Regions from separate parts of the Homo sapiens genome. Here all the other regions are linked to region 2. A link is a loop called in an ENCODE intact Hi-C map of the cell type or tissue named here. Cell type or tissue: endothelial cell of umbilical vein. All regions are shown on one strand. Region 1 overlaps ALS2 (alsin Rho guanine nucleotide exchange factor ALS2). Region 2 has its middle 24 kb from the start of CASP8. Region 3 overlaps TMEM237 (transmembrane protein 237).

Region 1 (2,500 bases), 470 kb after region 2:
TAAAGCATAAACAGCGGTGGGTAGAGCCGAGGTAGCAGCACAGGAAGCAATAATCCAGAACTCGTTACTACATAACTACAAAATAATGGAGTGGGAGAAAAGGAGCATTTTTCATATTAAAATTGAATACAGAATCCAAGGTAGAGCTTCAGTTTCAAAAAGTCAAAAGTAGAGATGGGAAGTTTTAAAGAAGTTATAATATTACTCTGCTCTTTACATATGGAGTTGATATGAGGACATTATCTATAATTTTGTCTTAGAGGAAACTGTGAATTCTTTTCATGAATTAAAAATCTCACTGAAAACCTACATTGTTTCCATTTTGAGGCTGATTTCTCTGAGGTTATTCTAGGACAGTGTGATGTTACTTCCTTTGCTAAGCAGCCTTTGTGCTCAGATCATCTGTGGTTGCTTTTTCCTGGGGTATGGCTAATAGTACTTGAGAGAACTAAGAGGGACCTCAGAGGGGGCACCTACCCAGCTACATTTTTTTTTTTTTTGAGACAGGTCTCACTTTGTCACCCAGGCTGGAGCGCAATGGTGCAGTCACAGCTCACTGCAGCCTTTAACCTCCCAGGCCCAAGTGATCCTCTCATCTCAGCCTCCCACGTAGCTGAACCCGTAGGTGTGTGCCACCATGCCCTGCTAATTTTTTTTATTTTTGTAGAGATGGGGTCTCCCTATCTTGCCCAGGCTGCTCTTGAACTCCTAAGATCAAGCAATCCTCCCACCTCAGCCTCCCAAAGTGTGGGATTACAGGTGTGAGCCACTGTGGCTGGCCCCAACCCTCCTGGCCCCAACCATATCATTTTAGAAATGAGGAAATAGATCTAGAGAACACACTTTCTCGCTGGGACTCTTTGAGTAAGATCATCTAGTCACCATTCCCTTTCTTCACTGTCCCCACCCAACTCCATTTACCCTGGCTCTGGTGATTCAGATCGGGAATCTGACTTCCCAGTGCAAAAAGACTTCCTTTCGGTTGGCAGAGGAGCAGAGAGAGGAATTGTGCTGCCTTCTTCAGGCAGCTCAGGAAATAAGAACCTAAGGAAGAATAAAAAATATAATTATACAATTATACCTCTAGGGGGGTTGAAAAGCATAAAAACACATTTCCATTAGTTATGAGAGCAAGCTTTATTATCAACTAAGTATTTTAGTTCCCTGAGAAAACTGATGTTTCTAACAGGATAAAATTAAGAATGCAGCTAATGAATAATACCACTACAAAATCTTCACGTGCTATGATTTTCTCCTGTCTAGTTACCAAGGAATGGAGAATTCTGATCTATATGAGATATGTGTTCCTTACTGGCAAATCTCATCTGAGGTCAATTTATATTAACTCTGAGCAAGGACCACTCTTCTACAATATAAGCAAACACCGACAGAAATTAAGTGTCCAACATTAAGGGAAAAAATGATTAATTATAGAAGACACAATGTAAAGTTTTATTTTATTTTTATAGATTCAGGAGGCACATATGTAGTTGTGTTGCACGGATATATCAGGTAGTGGTAAAGTCTGGGCTTCTGGTGTACCCATCACCTGAACAGTGAACACTGTATCCTATCAGTAAGTTTTCAACCCTCACCCTCCCACACACACTCCCCGCTTTTAGAGTCCTCAGTGTCTATTATTTCCCTCTGTACTCAACCTAAAATTTAAAAATGTGTTTTTAAAACTTGCTGAAAATTAATTTTTCAAATGATCAAGGGGATAAATTGGTGAGGAATTTTTTTTCCTGGGCTTTGAGTTCTGCCATAGATTTTATCTCTGACTTCTTGTATGCTAGTGTACTCTACCATAAATAAGTTTATTTTCTCTTATTTTTACGGACTTAAATTTTGACCCTTTAAAGGCAATATGCAGTCTTCTCTATTTTTGTAGACTTACATCTTGCACCTCCATCTGCCCTAATTGTATAGTTGAAAAAAACTAAAAAAGGTCAGGACACTTACTTTCATTATACTCATCTAGCTAATGTCAGAGCTAGCCCAGGCTAGTGATCTTTTTAATAGACCACACTTCTCCCTCAAAACCTGAAACATTTCCAATGTTGAGGCAAACAATATATGGAAGTTCTGGGACAAATTTACAAACTTTTGTATAATTATCTCACTATAGTATTTACTTGTTGGCTTCAACTCAGTAAAAGATCTTATATCTCACAAGCTTAAATCTGTTTGTTGCCTGGAACTCTCTTCCCAAAGATGCTTACTGTCTCATTTAATTGCCTTCTTCGAGTCTCTGCTCAAATACTACCACCGTATTAGTCAGTCTGCTCTGACCTTCTCTTCAAAATAATAGCATCTCACATCTAGTACTCTTTCCCTTTATTTTTCTCCATAGTGCTAATCACTATCTGACATACTACATATATTTTTTATGTTTACTCTTTTCCCCCATTAGAATGTAAGCTCCATGACAGCAAAGACTGTTTGTCTTTGTTCACTGATAAATCCCTTGAGAGCCTAGAATGATGGCTATTACATAGAA
Region 2 (2,500 bases):
TTGTTCAAGTTTTTCTTTTATTATAGAAAAATGTATTCTGGAAGGTACTTTTCTTAAAATTACAGTATTTAGTCCATTTTCATTTAATGTAATTGTCAATATAATTGGGCTAAAATCTACTATATTTCCAGTTGTTTTTTATTCGTGGCATCAATTCACTTTTCTCTACTTTCTTGATTTCTTTTAGACGAATTAAGTAATTTTAGAAAGTTCACCTTACTCCTTTATTAGCTTGTTAATTATGCATGCTTTTAGTATTCTCTTAGTAATTGCACTTGAGTTGTACTACCTAATAGTACAGCCACATGTTGTTTAAAACAGCTTTACTGAGATATGATTGATATACAACAAATGGCATATAAAGTATATAATTTGATAAGTTTTGACATATGTATGACATATATGACAGTCATATAGACACACTCATATATATATTCATGTGCCATTTCAGTCAATGACCGACCACATATATGATGGTGGTCTCATAAGATTATAATACGGTATTTTTACTGTACCATTTCTATGTTTAGATATATTTAGATATGCAAATACTTACCATTGTGTTACAATTGCCTACAATATTCAATACAGTAACATGCTTTGTAGGTCTGCATCTTAGGAGTAATAGTCTAGACCATATAGCCTAGGTGTGTAGTAGGCTATACCATCTAGGTTTTGCATAAGTACATTCTATGATGTTGGCATAATGACGAAATCACTGACGATGCTTTTCTTGGAACTTATGCCTGTCATTAAGTGACGTATGACTGTATATATTTGAGTGGAACTATCACTGCAGTCAGGATAGTGAACATATATATTACCTCCAAAATATTTCGTATGCCCTCTTGAATCCTGTCCTCCTGCCCCTCCCCACCCCTGCTCCTTTTAGGCATTTAGTTCTGTAAATTTTCTCCTAGCCTTGCTTTAGCGGCATCCCATGCATTTTGATATTTTGTTTTGATTTTAATTTAATTCAATACTACATAATTTCCTTTTGATTTCTTTTTTGACCCATGGATTATTTAGAGTTGTGTTATTTCATTTCCAAATATTTGGGGATTTTCCAGACATGTTTCTGTTGTCCAGGCCAATAACAAATTCCTGACGCCATGAAGTCAAAGATCTAACTCCCCAGGGGGAGAGTTATGCCCAAGAACCATCGGTATTTTGTGTTAGTGGTCATTGCCAGAGTGAATTCCACAGTGTTTGTGATAAACCCTAATAATTCCACCAGAGGGCAGCAAGCCAACATGAAAATTCTATTAAAAAGTCTTTTTTTAGAGACAAGAGTTTGGCTCTGCCGCCCAGGCTGGAGTGCAGTGGTGTGACCTCGGCTTACCGAACCCTGGCCCCACCGCAGACTCAACCTCCCAGGCTCAAGTGATTCTCCCACTTCAGCTCCCCATCTGCGAGTAGCTGGAATATAGGTGCGCACCACCGCACCTAGTTAATTTTTGCATTTTTTGTAGAGATGGAGTTTCATCATGTTTCCCAGGCTTGTCTTGAACTCCTGGGCTCAAGCTATCCATCTGCCTCGGCTGCCCAAAGTGCCGAGATGACAGGCGTGGGCCACTGTGCCTGGCCAGACAGAAGTTTTCAAGTAAAGAATAAATTTAGCTGAAGAGCAGTGTCAAATTATTTCTATCCCCACCCTCCTGAATTAAATCTTCGTAGTCTCTGATTCTCTTTGTCATATTCTTAACCATTTGGATTCTTTTCAGTGCGTCTGTGTTTGTTCCTTTTCCCCAGTATGACCCCTTTCTATTTTTTTTTTTTTTTTTTTTTTTGAGACAGAGTCTTGCTGTGTCGCCCAGGCTGGAGTGCAGTGGCACGTTCTTGGCTCACTGCAACCTCCGCCTCCCAGGTTCAAAAGATTCTCCCACCTCAGCCTCCTGAGTAGCTGGGATTACAGATGCCTGCCACCTTGCCCAGATAATTTTTGTATTTTTAGTAGAGATGGGGTTTCAACATGTTAGCCAGGCTGGTCTCAAACTTTTGACCTCAAGTGATCTGCCCGCCTCGGCTTCCCAAAGTGCTGGGATTACAGGCGTGAGCCACCTTGTCCAGACCCTTTTCTCTATCTTTATGAAAACATCTCTCCAGTAGATCTTCAGAGTAAAAAAAAAAAAAAAAAAAGGAAAAAAGAAAAGAAAAAAGAAAAAGAAAAGAAAACATCCAGCAAGGTCTCGGAGGAAAAATAGAAAATTAGAAGACTGGAGTGAGTCATGTTGATTTTCTGGTGTAAAATTTGTATCGAAACCTTACATAAATACTGAAGAATTCACAAGTTGTAAATATACAGCTTGGTGACTGATTTTGATATCCAGACAGTTTTTTTCCCACTTGCACACACTCCCCGCAAGAATGCATGCTGGTTTGTAAAGTCATTAATTTACTGGTGCATCAGTGGATGGCTCTGTGTCTTCTGGCTTTATCTTGGCCCAGAAAGACAGGAATTAACGTTGAGCCTAGTAGTCTTTGGCCTTTGTGCCAAAGC
Region 3 (2,500 bases), 380 kb after region 2:
CTTAATATGGAAACCAAAGGTCTGCAAAATGTACTCTCCTAGCTCAGGATCATTATTTATTCCTCTTATTTTTGGAATCTATTCTTCTTTTATTCAAGGACCAACTCAAAGGTCAGCTTTTAGTTAACTCTTATATCCCCATACACATATCCTAAAGGCAGAGTTAACTGCTATATCCAAGCTACTTCTTGGCATATCCTTGTCAGCCTAAATAACAGAGAGGGAGACTCTCTGAAAGAAAATGATGTTTATTCAGGAGTAGGCATTGCAATAAGAATACAAGTGCCACAGTAAACTATGTGCATATACAGGGAGGTCAAGGAAGACAACGGTTTTTAAAGCAAAAATGATTGTTTTGAGAGAATTATCCTTGGCTACAAGGATCAATAACAAGGATGTTGCCAGTTGGACATTGGACAGGGAGTTGCTGGGCAAATGTCCTCATAGAAGTATTTTTTGTGTGTGTCAGGTTGTGATGGCCTTTGTGCAAGGTGTGGTTTTGTGCAGTCTTTTAATGATAGTCCTCATTATCAGACATCTGTGCATGAAAATCGTCCTTTCACGGCCTTCCCCAGCTCTATTTGTTAGGATTTTTAACACAATGACCAGAACTTGATTTTGACAACTTTCACATCCTATTAGTGGGCTCACACTGTTAGTTGCTAATCTCAAAAGATAGAGTTCTTTAGGGGCAGGAACCTGCACCTCACCTTGTGCTCCTCAGAGTACATGGCCCAATATCCCAAGGCCCTTAACACATTTGTCATTATTTCAGATTTATACTATGTGGTGTGTTAATTACTGCACCCCATGAAACTTGCTGTCCAGCAGCTCACTCTGTTCTTAGGGTTCATGTTATGCAACATAAAGTACACAGCATCACAGATGAAGTCATATTTTTTTAAAAAATCTAATCAAACCACCAGACCTAACCTCCAGTCTATAGGAAATTCAGGAGATTGAGGAACAAATTAAGTGATGTCATTAGGAAAAAGTCAGACAATTAAAAAATGTAGGTGAGGCACTCTAAAGCAACTAGCTTGGACTCTTCAAAAAATTGTCATGGGAAATTAGAATGGTACCGCCAACTCTGGAAAACAGCTTGGCAGTTTGTAACTACATACAACCCATCAGTTTCACTCCTGGGCATTTATCTTAAAGAAATGAAAACTTAATGTTCACACAAAAACTTGCACATGAATGTCCACAGCAGCATTATTCACAGACTGGAATGAGCCCAGATATCCTTCAATAGGTCAATGAGTTAAACCAAACAAAACAGTAAAAGGAAATGAACTATTGATACACACAACAGCTGAGATGACTCAGAAAAAAAGAGATCAACAGAAAAAAAGCGAATCCCATAAAATTACATACTGTATGATTCAATTTATAACATTATTGAAATGACAGAGTTTTAGAAACTGAGCTCTTTGTACCTGGCCAAGGGCTCTGATCAGCAAGGTGCCCCTGTGTTATCTACCCAGTGCAGTGCTTCACCAGGATGGCAATAAAAGTATTTTAAGTCAGTGAGTAATGAGAAACCATGATGCCCTACCAATTGGACTGGATCAGCTTGCATGTCAATCTAGTCCACTGTAAGCTGGAGAAAGTTACATGAATTCTCATCGACGGCCTCAGCAATGTGCCTCAAGTGTCACTGTGAGATCATTCCCTGCTTCCTGGAGACATGCATTAGCAGTGAACTTCTTCCAAACTTCCCTGTCATCACAGTCAAACAATTTTTGAGACACACCAGAAACACCAGGGAAAACAGAGTCCTCTGTACAAGTCCTTAATCAGGGAATACTCAATGTTTTTCCCTGATGAAGGACTTGTACAGGGCCACTAGCTGCTCAGGTTTATATGCCTCCTGGGTCATTACGAGATCTGAAGTCTAAGTTGTACTTCCCAGACCTGGAAGAATACAAAGGCAACTATGCCCATGGCAGTTACATATTATCAATGTAGCCAGCTTTCCCAAGTGCATTCCACAGCAGCTCTAGCCTTCTTTATTCTCTAGGATATATAGCTTTCTATTGCTGCCATAAGCAATCACCACCAATTTAGCAGCTTAGTCAACATACACTTGCTATCTTACAGTTCTGTATGTCAAAAGTATGACATGGGCAGCACCAGGCCAAAACCAAGGTATCCACAGAGCTGCCTTCCTTTCTTGGCTCTAGGGGAGGATTTGTTTCCTTGCTCATTTGGGATACTCATAGAACTCAGTTCCTTGTGGTTATGTGACTGAAATCCATTTCCTTGCTCATTGTTGGCCAAGGGCCGTACTCAGCTGCAAGGTCATCACTCTCCTTGGCTCATGGCCCCCTCTTCCATCTTCAAAGCCAGCAATATCATAACTTCTGACCTCTCTGACCACAGACATAAAAGGCTTTCTTCTCTGCTTTTAAGGACTCATAAGATTACACTGGACCCTTCTGGATAATACAGGATAATGTCCCCGTTTTAAGGTTCATAACCTTAATCATATCTGCAA

What was found. Hi-C counts contacts between places; a loop is a spot of excess contacts. Peaks named below come from ENCODE experiments on the same cell type or tissue, not always from the same donor. Only the 100,000 strongest peaks of a DNase experiment are listed, where the experiment ranks them.
Region 1: a loop joins it to region 2, with 12 times the contacts of the local background. A loop is called at or near these places in 10 of 110 quality-filtered maps.
Region 3: it touches region 2 in a loop (8-fold over the local background); 23 of 110 quality-filtered maps call a loop at or near these places.

The regions. Positions count from the first base shown.
Region 1 is chr2:201,706,948-201,709,447 of GRCh38, forward strand. ALS2 (alsin Rho guanine nucleotide exchange factor ALS2) reads right to left here. Exons shown (of 34, transcript NM_020919.4): 28 at 922-1,044; 29 at 1-75. Among named protein-coding and RNA genes, the nearest start is that of MPP4, 9.6 kb to the left of the region's middle. In endothelial cell of umbilical vein, a CTCF peak has its summit at 996 (motif pointing left); a DNase peak (open chromatin) is centred at 974; H3K27ac peaks cover 1,105 bases.
Region 2 is chr2:201,235,319-201,237,818 of GRCh38, forward strand. It overlaps a transcript of CASP8 not described here. Among named protein-coding and RNA genes, the nearest start is that of CASP8, 24 kb to the right of the region's middle. In endothelial cell of umbilical vein, a CTCF peak has its summit at 1,212 (motif pointing right); a DNase peak (open chromatin) is centred at 1,243.
Region 3 is chr2:201,620,229-201,622,728 of GRCh38, forward strand. TMEM237 (transmembrane protein 237) reads right to left here. Exons shown (of 13, transcript NM_001044385.3): 13 at 1-2,500. Among named protein-coding and RNA genes, the nearest start is that of CATSPERT, 2.3 kb to the left of the region's middle. In endothelial cell of umbilical vein, no CTCF peak of the experiment used is centred here; DNase peaks (open chromatin) are centred at 1,243 and 2,193; H3K27ac peaks cover 1,731 bases.